Regions from separate parts of the Homo sapiens genome. Here regions 1 and 3 are each linked to region 2. Evidence: chromatin contacts called from ENCODE Hi-C or POLR2A ChIA-PET data. All regions are on one chromosome and are shown on one strand. Each heading gives the region's core, a stretch centred on a gene start or an enhancer-like site at or near the end of the contact. The rest is flanking DNA. Distances are from core to core; before and after follow the strand shown. Region 1 has its middle 120 kb from the start of PHLDA1-AS1. Region 2 has its middle 52 kb from the start of PHLDA1-AS1. Region 3 has its middle 170 kb from the start of PHLDA1-AS1.

The links. Hi-C counts contacts between places; a loop is a spot of excess contacts on that map. ChIA-PET counts read pairs that join two places held with the same protein, here RNA polymerase II (POLR2A). Pooled maps may share reads with other maps.
Region 1: a pooled map shows a loop between it and region 2 (3-fold over the local background). The contact joins two enhancer-like sites. A Hi-C loop is called at or near these places in 3 of 168 maps with a recorded cell type or tissue (B cell, HepG2 and PC-9), 3 of 37 single-sample maps with no recorded cell type and 19 of 50 pooled maps. POLR2A ChIA-PET finds 5 or more read pairs at or near these places in 5 of 52 experiments (A673, OCI-LY7, PC-3 and 2 more).
Region 3: a loop to region 2 is called in a map of PC-3, with 14 times the contacts of the local background. The contact joins two enhancer-like sites. A Hi-C loop is called at or near these places in 7 of 168 maps with a recorded cell type or tissue (Calu3, IMR-90, MCF 10A and 4 more) and 2 of 50 pooled maps. POLR2A ChIA-PET finds 5 or more read pairs at or near these places in 6 of 52 experiments (A549, CD4-positive, alpha-beta T cell, HEK293 and 2 more).

The regions. Positions count from the first base shown.
Region 1 is chr12:75,906,293-75,910,604 of GRCh38, forward strand. No RefSeq gene overlaps it. Among named protein-coding and RNA genes, the nearest start is that of PHLDA1-AS1, 120 kb to the right of the region's middle. Within about 2 kb of position 3,019, at least 17 of the 41 ENCODE cell types and tissues checked have a DNase peak (open chromatin) inside an H3K27ac peak, as active enhancers do.
Region 2 is chr12:75,976,592-75,981,221 of GRCh38, forward strand. No RefSeq gene overlaps it. Among named protein-coding and RNA genes, the nearest start is that of PHLDA1-AS1, 52 kb to the right of the region's middle. RefSeq lists enhancers at 883-2,082, 1,411-1,580, 1,457-1,601, 1,611-1,660 and a cis regulatory region at 1,522-1,535. Within about 2 kb of position 2,265, at least 25 of the 41 ENCODE cell types and tissues checked have a DNase peak (open chromatin) inside an H3K27ac peak, as active enhancers do; they include PC-3, Panc1, endothelial cell of umbilical vein and 1 more, where a contact is called at or near this core.
Region 3 is chr12:75,861,005-75,865,203 of GRCh38, forward strand. No RefSeq gene overlaps it. Among named protein-coding and RNA genes, the nearest start is that of PHLDA1-AS1, 170 kb to the right of the region's middle. RefSeq lists a silencer at 2,005-2,299. Within about 2 kb of position 2,532, at least 6 of the 41 ENCODE cell types and tissues checked have a DNase peak (open chromatin) inside an H3K27ac peak, as active enhancers do; they include PC-3, Panc1, endothelial cell of umbilical vein and 1 more, where a contact is called at or near this core.

The sequences.
Region 1 (4,312 bases), core at 1,769-4,268, 70 kb before region 2:
GGCTGAGGCAGAAGGATTGCTTGAGCCCAGGAGTTTGAGGCCACCCTGGGCAACATAGTGAGATCCCATCTCAATAAAAAATAAAAAATTAGCCAGGAATAGTGGTGCATGCCTGTAGTCATACTCAGGATGTTGGGTTGGGAGGATCACTTGAGCCTTGGAGGTGGAGGCTACAGTGAGCCATAATTGCACCACTACACTCCAGCCTAAACAACAGAGTGAGACCCTGTCTCAAAAAAACAAAAACAAAAACAAAACAGATTTATAAAGAAATTTGCCTGGCATGGTTGCATGCTCCTGTGGTCCCAGCTACTCAAGAGGCTGAGGTGGGAGGATTGCTTGAGCCCAGGAGTTCAAGGTTGTAGCGAGTTATGATCATGCTACTGTACCCCACCTCTAAAAAATAATATTTTAAAAATAATAAAAAGAAACTTGTTTGGTGAATATGTCAAGAGCATGCCTTCATGTTGGTTGCTGTGAAGTTGCAATATTCTTTCTACACAGTATTTTGCAGACTCCCCTATATAAATCAGTAACCACCACCTCCATACCACACACTCTCTGTCTCCCTTATCATGCCTTATTTTTTTCTCCATTGCATGTCTAATCATCTGACATATGACATATTTACTTGTTTGTTTTTTATCTGGCTTCTCTCACTAGAACATAAGCCCCACGAGAGCAAACATTTTCCATTTGCTTCCTGCCTTAGTGCTAGCACATTGGGGAATAAATGGATAGTTTCATTCTGAGGATGGAATGATTCAGTCTGTCTACAGCAGTGTATTAGTTTCTTAGGGTTGCCATAATAAAGCACCACTAACTGGGTGGCTTAAACAGCAGAAATGGATTGTCTCACAGTTCTAGAGGCCAGAAGTCCAAGGTGTCAACAAGACTGATTCCTTCTGAGGGCTGTGAGGGAGAATCTTCCACACATCTCTTCTAGCTTCTGGTGGTTTGCCGGCAATCTTTTGTGCTCTGGATTTGCAGACACATCACCCCAATCTCTGCCTTCATCTTTACTTGGCACTATCCCTGTGTGTTTGTCTGTCTCTATGTCCAAATTTCCTCTTTTTTTAAGAAGACAATTATATTGGATTAAAGCCAGTCCTAATGACATCATTTTAACTTGATCATCCATAAAGACCTGCTATGGTTTGGATATTGCTTGTCCCCATGTAGAAATTTGATCCCCAATATGGTGGTGTTGGGAGGTGGGACTTAGCGGCAGGTGTTTGGGTAAGGAGGGTCAGATCCCTCATGAATGAATGGCGTGGTGCCATTCTTGAGGTAGTCAGTAAGTTCTCACACTCTTGAGACTGGATTAGTTCTCTGTAGAATGAATTCATTCCCACAGGAGTAGCTTGTTAAAAAGAGTTTGGTTTCCCCAGTTTTTCTCTCTTGCTCCCTTTCTTGCCATGTAACCTCTTTGCATGCGCCTACCCTTCTGCTTTCCACCATGAGTGGAAGCAGCACAAAACCCCTAACCAGTAGCAGAGCAGATGCCAGTGCTTTGCCCCTTGAACTTCCCAGCCTATAGAACTGTGAGCTAAAGAAATCTATTTTCTTTATAAACCACTCAGTCTTAGGTATTCTGTTATAGCAATACAAACAGACTAAGACAATCCTATTTCCAAATAAAGCCACAGCCCCTGGGAATCAGGACTTCAACATTTTGGGGGTGTACACAATTCAACCCATAGCAAGCAGATAGCACAGTGCCTGGCACTCTGTTGGCACTCAACTATTAGCTCTTCTCATTTGTTCATGCAATGGGATCATTATCTCACAGAGAAAATTAATTGGGTCTGGCATGACAGGTTCTCGCAAGTCACTATGACATAAACTTACTCTGAGGAGACATTAACCAAATTTGCTACCCATCTCATGCCTTTGACTCTGAATAACAACCAACAGGGAGGAGGAGCCACAATGAAATCAAAGTCTTCGCAATCATTGCATTCTTACCCATTATTTTATAGCCAAGAAAGAAGAGCTCAAAAGGTAATTACTTATCCAAGGTTAAAGCAAAAGCAGAACTAGAACCTCGGCTTTCTCACTCCTGGATCCTTTCTTCCTTTATATAAATCTATCTATATATATTTAAAATTATCATGATGGACACATTTTAAAATGGGCTGATTATAGAAATAGGTAGTTCATAGATTAGTCTGAATGATTAACACCAAATAGAAAAAAAAATAACTAGAAAAATAAATCTCCAAATCAAGAACCAAAAGAAAAATAAATAAATAAATTGAGATATTTTTGGCCAAAATAAACTACTGCATTTCATCAAATCTAAGATTCCATCTATTATAAGACACACCATTATTTTAGCTACCAAAAAAGAAAAAACAGTACTACTGATCAATGCATGGCCTATATCTATGATAAGAAAGAATTTGCCTCCCAAATTTTGAGGTGTTAAAGTATGAAAATGTATGAGTCTCAAAAGCTACAAAACACGGTAAAATTACTCCTTAGAAATTGGGCCAAATCTTTCATTTATATAAAGCGTCTTTCCCAGACTGGCTAATGATAATGCTGCTGATAGAAGAACAGGTAAAACAGATTTTGAAACACACAGCTATATTAATCAAGACCCCCCCTTAAGCAATTGAAGACAGTCAGATATTCTCCTAATGTTTCTACCAAACCAAACATGTGTTTTGTACCTCCAGGGACAAGAAGAAACCAGCAGGAGAGAACATTTGGATCAAAGAGATGAGAGTGGAGAAGAGAGGAACACAGAGTGATTCTCTGCCAAAGCAAACATATATAGGCAGAGGGAAGTGAGGGAATGACATTTCCTTAGTAGATTCTCTAAAGTAAAAATACAAAGAATTCATCTGGAGCTGAAACAACAGCTGTAGGGTCTTGATGAGCCCCATGTGAGGGCGAGGAACCTGTGAAGTTTGCTTTCACTGTCTCTATCCTGGCAGAAGACCAGAGCTGCCTCTGGCTGGTATTTACAAAGAACTGGTGAGGAGCCAGCTGGCTGCTGGAGGCATGTTTCCGTATCATTCCTCACATGCAAAATGCTCTGCAGCTGGAAAAGAGTCACAATGGCTGCAGCCAATCAAGCCTAGGCAATATGTCCAGCCTTTCCTCCCTTTGTCCCCTCAACCCCTTCCTCAAGAGAACACAATTGGCAAAAATCCAGCAGTGTCCAATGAGGAAGGGACTGAGGAGGCCATGGGAGGATGGTTAAGCTAGCAGAGACAACTTGCTGTGATTGTCATTCACTAAATATTTACTCAACATCTACTATGTTCTGGGTCCTTGGGATACTGATAAACAAGACAGCATGTATATTCTGGTATTTTTGATTTGGAAAAATTTTGTGCCCTTGGCTCTTCACATCAACTTCCAGTGGTGAGGGAAGGAAATTGCCACTGCTTGTCCCTTTGTTCAGTCTCTTCAACGGGTTCACATTCTCCCACCTGCTCTCAGGAACAGCCATGGGAATACTGGCTCGGCAAGGCAACTCAGGAAATCTAACAGCCCTGCTAAGCGAAGAATTTAGTATTTCATCATAAACTTGAAAAATCTAGGAGTGCCTCATAGGAGAAAAAGGAAGGAGGAAAGAGGGACGTGATTGAGATTAACAAGAAACAGTATGGCCTCAGCCTCCAACCATGTGCTGAATAAGTTAGTGCAATTATCTTGGGAGGGTAAACACTGATGGCCATTCAAGCTGACAGTGGGAGCCGGACAGTTGACATTTACAACAATGCTCAATGCAAATCAAGGCACTTGCCCCAGAAATGGAATTTCATAGATTTATTCTTTGAAAGGCCATTTCTTTCACTAGTCTGGGTCAGCAGTTAAGCTGAAAGAGAAATATTTCTATCATTTGGCAAATTTTTTTCCAAAGCATCTAGTTGATTAGGCAAGAGAGGCCTTTAAAAAGTCTGATTTCTTGTGTGGTTGTCAGGCAAACAGAATGAGAAAATATCAAACAGCAATCCCATTTCCAGAAATGATTAAAACAAATATTTCCTCTGAAGTCCCTGGTGCTCTGCGTGGTGATGGGGGACCTCACAGCCCAGGTGTTCTGGAGCCGTTCCAGCCCTGCAAATATCATTTTAACATGCTCCCATAACTCTCAAGTCTTCACCTTGAATAAGCTAAACTTTCCATGCCCCTGCTGCCTGCTGTTCCACAGAAATTGATTAAAACCCAGAGCTGTCATTCACAAGTTGGGTGACCTTGAAAAGTCAGAAAGCCTCAAGCAAAGCCTCAGCACTTTGTAACTGCTGTTCCCTTCACCTATATAGTGGTGACCCCCACAACCATCTGCTACTCT
Region 2 (4,630 bases), core at 1,015-3,514:
CTCTTCACTGTCATTACTTTAAACATGTGTCTTAGCAGGAGTATTATTAGTTCATGACACAGTAGACATGGATAAGCATTTTTATGGAATTTTAGGGTGGGGAGAGAATAGATATATACCACTCTAGCCCAAAGTCATCCTGTGGTCGCTACTTAATACAAGTGAATTACATAGTGCCACCGGCAGAAGATGGAATTGATACTGCTTTACAAAATAACAACCTTGCATACATAGGTGGTAAGAAAAGCAAGGAAATGACTACCACAAAAATCAGGGTAGTGGATACCTCAAGACAGGAGAAGGGAGGTACGTCTAGAAGGTAAACAAAGGAGGGACGTCTGGGCTGGCCATGTTCCATTTCTTGATGGAGGGTATTCACTTTGTAATTATTCATTGTACTATACACTTATGCCTTCTGTTTGCATATTCTATTTCATAATTTTTAAAGGTTTAAAAAAAAGAAAATAATAACCTCTCTTCATTGAGAAAATAATACTTTGCTGTAGGTTTCAGCCCTAGGTATTGCAACATTACCATCATCCTCAGTTGATGTTCTTGTTCCTCCCATAGATTTTTATTCTGGAAGAAGAAGAGGAGGGTAGTATTTTTTTTTTTTTTTTTAAGACAGAGTCTCACTCTGTCACCCAAGGCTGGAGGCCAGTGGCACGATGTCGACTCACTGCAATCTCTGCCTCCTGGATTCAAGAGATTCTCTGCCTCAGCCTCCCGAATAGCTGGGATTACAAGTGCCCGCCACCACGCCTGGCTAATTTTTGTATTTCTAGTAGAGATGGGGTTTCACCACTCTGGCCACGCTAGTCTTGAACTCCTAACCTCAAGTGATCTGCCCACCTCGGCTTCACAAAGTGCTGGGATTACAGGCATGAGCCGCTGTGCCTGGCTAGGAGGGTGGATTTTTGAAGAGCCACAGGTAGACTGCTGTTAATACTCCTGTATAGATAACATACCAGGGAATGTTTTAATACAGGAATATGCTTGAGATATATACACACAAACATAATACACACACACACACACACACGTAATTTTTTTTTTTTTTTTTTTAGAGAGAGACAGGGTCTTACTATGTTGCCCAGGCTGGTCTCAAACTCCTGGCCTCAAGCAATCCTCCCGCCTGGCCTCCCAAAACGCTGGGATTATAGGTGTGAGCTACTGCATCCAGGCTTTTGGGGTATATTTCAAAGAGTCCAATTACTCTTGAGTCAGAACTCAGTGAAGCTCTACAAGATACCAAAATGTTCTCCAAGGGGTACGCAGCATTCGCAAATCAGAGTCATCAGATGCAAAGAAAGGGAATACAAATGGGCTTATGAAATCATTGGAAAAAATACACAATTTTTCAGGAAATATTAAGAACTCAGTTCCTCCTCCAATTCAGGGCATAGCAGAGCCTCAGGGCCTCTATGTGAAGAAAATCCCTCCTGTGTTTGGCATCTGAGTGACTCACCCAGAAAACCATCCACTGCGTGCAGCAAAGAGGAAATGAATCATGGAAGCTTCTGACCTTTGCACTTGTCATCTCTGCACAGGGAAACCACCCACAGACAGTCTCAGCAGAACTGGAGTCAGGGCAGTCAAACAAAGCACACACAGAAATGATGCAAATTCACTGGCAGGGAAGAGCAAGAGAATCAGGGCAAGAGAACGCAGCTCAGGGGTTGCAAATACAGGATAAACATTGGTTTTGTGATACAGAAAACTTAGCAGTTGAAACGGCATTGAGGATGATTTGGCAGTGCCCACTGACCTGTTGTTTTAAGCAGGAATCTGAACCCTTACCCTGCTGGCTGGGGGTGGGAGTGGAGTGGAATGGCATGGAAGAAAACAATGACCTTTGAATCTCCATCTTATATTTGGTATTTGGAGAATTTGCTTGGCTTGCGTTAGAGGAAGTAGGCCAAACTAATGCCAGTATGAGAGTTGGAATGGATTTGATAGAGTCACATTTAAGAAGATGAAAGCCAACGACTGCATTTTGAAAAGGCCATGAGTTCACAATAACTGGTCCAGGAGTACTAACACAATCTGAAGAATTATCTACAGCCATAGTCCAATACTTCACGTTGTGATTTGTTTTAAACAAAATCAGAATGCCTTTAAAATGCTAATTTGGAAGATAACTATAGTTCATCCTAAAACATGTACAGAGTAGAAAGCAAACACCTAGCGAGGACAGAAGGGCAAACCTCAAACTGCCTACATTACTGAATACAAGTGCATCAGGACTGTACGCTGAGATGCGATTGCTCTCAGCTTGTCTGCTCACCCATCAATGATGAGGGGGATAAGTGACTACCTACTGAGTTGCAGAGTTCAAAGGCATTTCCCTTCACCCCAAGGTGAGTTTTAAATGCAATTTCCCTTCTCACATGGGTCTACAAAGTACAGCTTCCTAAATACCTTTTTTAAAAAGAATATACCATCCCTCAAAAAACATCACCCAGGCCTTTGCCCTCAGGATAAACTTGGCAAGGAAACCTTGTCCTTACTAGTTAGAAGACTGGGAATTAGGCACTCGTATGCCACACAGTTTAATACGGAGCTCTCTCCTGTGCTTGATAACTCAGGCTGATAGAAGACATTGGATATTGGATGGTGTTCTGGTCACAGCTCAAGAAGGAAGATTTGGGGCTGATCTTAGAAACTTCCCTGTCCCTTCCATCCCACTTCTCACTCTGGCTACCTTCATCTTCTCTCTTCTTACCCACTTCAACATCACTTTACTTTAGAGAAAGGAGATTAGTCATTTCCAAGTAGAGAGGCAGCATTTATTGCCCTGCACCCTGTAGTTGCCCTTAGCATTTACCAACGGAAATGGAAGTGATTCAGTCTTCTCTCACATCACAGAACTATAGTGTGATCCTTTGCACACCGTTAAGTGATTTACATACAAGTGGTACCAGGGAGTGCTAGTATTCTCTTTCCACTCCCTTATGAAGTTCCATCCCCACTTCTATCAGTATATGCAACTAATGAACTAGTATATTTCTGCAATAATAATAATTTTTAAAACAGCTATCATAAATTTGATATTTACCATATGCCAGGTACACTGCTAATTTTTTTTTACAAACATTAATCCTTTTAATCTTCATAGTAACCATATTAGATTGGTGCTATTTTCATCCCCACTTCAGATGGGAAATGATGAGTTTAGGGGATTGTGTAACTTGCCCAAAATCAAGCCAAAAGGTAAAGGAGCCAGGATTTAAGCCCAGAGCTGTTCACCTCCAGAATCTGAGCTCTCAGCCACCACACTATAGGCCCTAGGAGGCTGAGGGCAGGAAAAGAAGCAACTGAATTCTATTTGTTGCTACAGTGATTCTGGTCACCTTTTCTTTATGTAATCATAGCAGGCAGTAGACGGGAAACATAATGAAGTCTTATTTCCAAGAGGACATCTCAGCTGTCATCTATGAATTTTCGATATTTCTTTCTTATGTATAAGAAATGAGAAAGGAAGAAAGACAGCAGCAGAAGCCCTAGAAGTTTGTAGCCTTATTTCCCTATTCCTGGATAATGGGGAATTTGACCTTTCTGAAAAGATGGTCTTTCAAGCTTGACCAATAAAAGCCCCATCAGAAACACCTCATCAAGCACACATAGAAAGGGGCCAATTGGGTTCAACTTCTCATTGGGAATTCATCGTCTGACCTTCTGTTGGGAACAACATTTACGATAAGATAAATCACACTCTCATCTTCTCCCACCATTTTGAACCGGAACTAACCTATCAACAATTTAGTGAGCATCTGTCATGTGCATTGAGACTATCACGATTACTTTGTAGCAATCACAGAAAAATTAGACAGTCTGTCTTTAATTAGTGCATGTTCCCCATAGCTTGGCATTTAGTAGCTAGTTTATTGCAGATGTACAGTACAATTGGTTTCTGGTTCAGGACCTCATTATGTTCAAGACAATACATACACATATATACATATTTATTTTTTAAATCAGCAGCTTAGAGATTCGAGATTTCTTTACGTTAATCAAAGTTCTGACTCTGGGAATAGAAAAAGACAACCCAACTTTTAGATTTCAAATGAATGTCACGGTTGTTAGAAATTTTCTAGGAAAACTAAAATCTTTAGGAAAAGAGAAATGAATTGTATTGATTCTCTTTTGCTGATTTAGTGGGTGTTTGTTTGTTTTTGACGGAGTCTCGCTCTGTCGCCCAGGCTGGAGTGCAGTGGCGCAATCTCTGCTCACTGCAACCTCCATCTCCTGGGTTCAAGTGGTTTTCCTGCCTCAGCCTCCAGAGTAGCTGGGACTACAGGAATGTGCCACCACGCTCGGCTAATTTTTTGTATTTTTAGTAGAGACAGGGTTTCACCGTGTTAGCCAGGATGGTCTTGATCTCCTGACCTCATGATCCACCCGTCTCGGCCTCCCAAAGTGCTGGGATTACAGGCATGAGCCACCACTCCCGGCCTCGCTGATTTAGTTTTAAACCCCATAGTGTAACAGGAAGAACTATCTTCAAGGATTCAGGTTTTGAAACTAGATCTAGTTCATATCCTGGTTCCTACACTTACTAGCTAGCTATAAGTTGAGCAAGTTATTTAAGCCCTCTAAGCATCCATCTCCATCTATAAAATGGGTTGTA
Region 3 (4,199 bases), core at 1,282-3,781, 120 kb before region 2:
GGCCTGGGCAACAGAGCGAGAGACTCTGTCTCAAAGAAAAAAAAAGATTTTTTAATTGCCATTGATAAAAATTATATTTTTAAGTTTTAATATGAGTAACCCATCTAAAAGTGGGAATAAATAAAAATCATACTGTTAACCTAGTACAGAGGTTCTGAAACAGCAATCCATGCAGACTAGGTACATCAGAATCATCTGAGAAGTCTTTTTTTGTTTTTGGGTTTTTTTTTGTTTTTTGAGGTGGAGTCTCTGTCACCCAGGCCGGAGTGCAGTGATGTAATCTCAGCTCACTGCAACCTCTGCCTCCTGGGTTCAAGCGATTCTCCTGCCTCAGCCTTCCAAGTAGCTGGGACTACAGGTGCCCACCACCATGCCCGGCTAATTTTTGTACCTTTAGCAGAGACGGGGTTTCACCATATTGGCCAGGCTGGTGTCAAACTCCTGACCTTGTGATTCACCCACCTCGGCCTCCCAAAGTGCTGGGATTACAGCGTGAGCCACCGTGCCCGGCCAAGAAGTCTTTTTAAAAATATATTCCCAGTTATTTCCCCCAGACCTATTACAACACAATTTCGCAGGATGGGTCTGGTTATCTCTATTTTTTAAAGCTCCTTGGGTGTTCCTGATATACAAATAGACTTGAGAACTTCTGACTTTGTAGACACTCTCAGTATTCGAGGCCTTGTACCAAAAATTAGTGAGAGCTTTTTAGCCAGCTACCTGCTTAGGGTACTAGGACAGTAGTGTTGGTTTGTTCTATTTGATTCAGGTACTTCTCAACAGTAAGAGAAAACTTTTTTTTAACACAGGACCTGATGAGAAAAATGAGACAATATATAAGGAAATACAACCTCCTATGATAAATGAATTGAATCCATATACCTTACTTATTGTAAGCAAAAATACGTATGGTAAAATATAAATAATCACAGGTTTAAATGTCCTCCTCTCTAGAACATTGGTAAAGCCCTTAACCAGGACCACTTGGGAGAGAAACTCTGTCCTTATCTGAGTCCAAATCTGCATCTTATTTTATAGTTTTCATCCATGAAGGTCTTTTTTGGCTGTTTCCTGTTGTCAGTGCTAATATGCTCATTGTAAAGAACTTTGAGTTTTTATGTCTACAATTACTCAAAGTCCAATGCCTAATACACAGGTTTTCTTCCATTTAAGTCATCAACTATATTTCTAGTATTGTTCCAGTCTCTGCTCGTAATTGCTTTTGTACGAGCCTGTATAACCAAAGAAACTTCTAAAGATACAGTCCTCTTATATGACCACTTTCAAATGGAACTGTTCCGCTCAAAGCTTCAGATCTTTCCTCAGGTGAGGCAGAGAGAGAAATCACTTCTAAATTGAGCATTTAGCCTTCATTACTATATTCCCTATATCACAATGTACTGTAAATGGTTCACTTATCTTGCATTTATCCCAAGGTACTATAAATTTATGTTTAATTATTTGATTGTTTATCTCTACCATGAGTTATAATAAGTCTAGGAGGACAGGGAGCATCTGTATTGTCTATTGCTGAATCACCTATACCTAACTTGATGCCTGGCTCACATAAATGTTTCATAAATATTTGTTGAATTGAAGAATGGACGGATGGATAATTGTTCCCTGCTTTTCCACAGAATATTTCCTACAAAGTTACTATCCACCCTTGAGGCCCCAGAGAACAGACAGGGTAGCACATTCATTTGTGTGTGTCCTCAGTACTGAGACCAAGGGCTGACACAGAGTAGTTGTATAATGAATGTTTGATGAATGACTGAATAACCTAAGGCAGAGTTCACTAAGCCATATGATTCATTGCCTTGTTGTTCAATACCTTCCACAAAAGAGTTGCCTAAGCTTGTATATAATCTGAATCAAATCAGAGGATTCAGCAGAAATTCTCTGAACTTGAATAGTCTGGCTTGTGAAACAGCTGAATATCTAAACATTCCCAAGTTCCCAAATTGTATGTAGACTAAATAATTTGCAACCAGGAATTGTCCTTGTTAGGGAGATTAGTGCTGAGAATATCCCAATTTGTACACTACTAAGTCCAAGAAACAAATTACATGTCTATTTGCCAGAGCCATGGTTTCTGTATGGCATCATCTCAGATGAGTCAGGACCAAAGAGGTCATCAGTATCAGAAATGCAGTGACTGATTTCCTGCACCGTTGAAGGCTGAGAAATAGGATTTGGGAATTGAGCTTTATAGTCCAAATATTCCTTCCATCACCTTACCCCCCCATAAATGCATGCACTCAATTGAAGTCAGATTACTCAGGCTGACTATAAAAGGCAAGATTTTCCTGTTTCCATTTTCAAATATAAAATAGCCACCTATAGGAAATAAAACATGATTCACAGTTAGGTAAATACTCTATTGTTAGTGAGTCAATAAACATGAATCAGTCGTATACTTATAAAGACAACCTGAAAGAATTTGAGGCATAGGATAACAAAATAAAAATTAGAGCTAACATCTGTTGAACATTTTGCTGTTCACCAAACATTGCACTAACAATATGGAATATATGACAGTTAATTTTAGGTATCCACTAGACTGGGTTGGGAATACCCAGGTAGCGAGCAAAACATTATTCCCGGGTGTGTCTGTGACGGTGCTTCTGGAAGAGATAAGCATTTGAATCAGTAGACTTAGTAATCAGCAGACTTCCATCCAGGCTCTGCACCGACTAGATGATGATCACCCACATCCTCTGGATAAAAAGCCAGAGGGAGAGTCAATTCATTCTCTTCTGGGTTGGGGATAGCCATCTTGTCCTGCCCTCAGACGTCGGAACTCCAGGTTCTCAGGCCTTCAGCCTTGGACTGAGAGTTGCACCGTTGGCTCCCCTGTTCCCAGGCCTTTGGACTCAGACAGAATTACACTACCAGCTTCTCTGGTTCTCCAGCTTGCAGACAGCATATCAGGATTTCTCAGCCTCTATAATCACATGATCCAATTCCCTTAATAAATTCCCTCTTATATCTATATATATCCTATTGGTTCTCTTTCTCTGGAGATCTCTGACTAATACAGAATATATCTTTTAAATCTCCATACTAACCCAAGAGGTAAAGTCTATTATTATCACCATTTTATAAATAAGAAAACTGACATCCATAGAAGTCAAATAATTTTCCCCAGATGACACATTATATAAAAGAGGGGCCAGGATTTAATCCCAGAAAGATAAAAAGGTAAAAATCTAAGCCAATCATTTAACATCTGAGTCAAGAAGCAGAGAAAAATCAGTGAACACCTTTAAAAGTTCTTTTGGGGTTAAGGGAGTCTGGCATACAAGTAGGATTTCCACTTCTATGCAGTTCAGACAGGAAAGGAGATGGTCCCAAAGTGGTAGGTGTGGCTGGGAATACAACCAATTTGAATCAAAAGGAGGAAAGAAAATCAGTTCCAGATCCAGAATACTATGTGTCTCTCCCAAGGCCTATTCCCCTCCCACAAAAAAATTGTCCAATTTTTAAAATTTTCTCTTAAGGGTCACATCTATAAAACAAATCACTGGAGGCTCAGAATAGGTACTTTTTACAAATATTATTAGCTCCTGAATATAGGTATCTTACTTACTACTCTTAATACATTTTGAAACCATGAGAATCACTAAATAAAGGCAGATCTTTTACCCATGATTCACCTACTAATCCAAAGCATCCAGCTAAATAGAATTCCCATTATTTCCAATAACACTGCTCTGCTCAGAAAGCAAGAGGCCTAATCATAATCTACTCTCCGGTAGCCTCCAACAGGTGAAATGTGTTCAACAGTCCCCAGCCTTCAGGAGGGCAATTCAGTGTGCACGTAGATACAGCCAATAGCATCTGTTATCTGTTCCATCAAGCTTGCCCAAGGGGTGGTGTTCAGGAACTCAAACCACGTTTTTCCCCTGCTCTCACGTCGACAGCATAACAATCAACACAGAAGACTTCTGTGACCCCAAAACATGTGAAGATTTCTCCCCACTAGCAAACAAGGAATCCATTCTGCAGCAGACAACAGCTCGGTGTCCTCCAATTCGATTCCGGCTTTATCTGCTTGCAGACAGCGTCAGATCCCACAAGTAGAGGGCTCAATCATGAAAACTGGCCCCTGCTTCAGCCACCAGCCACAAGCCCAGGCCCTCAGAAATTTGACTGACCAGCTTTAAGTTGGGGTTTCCATGACCCACCTCTTTGGG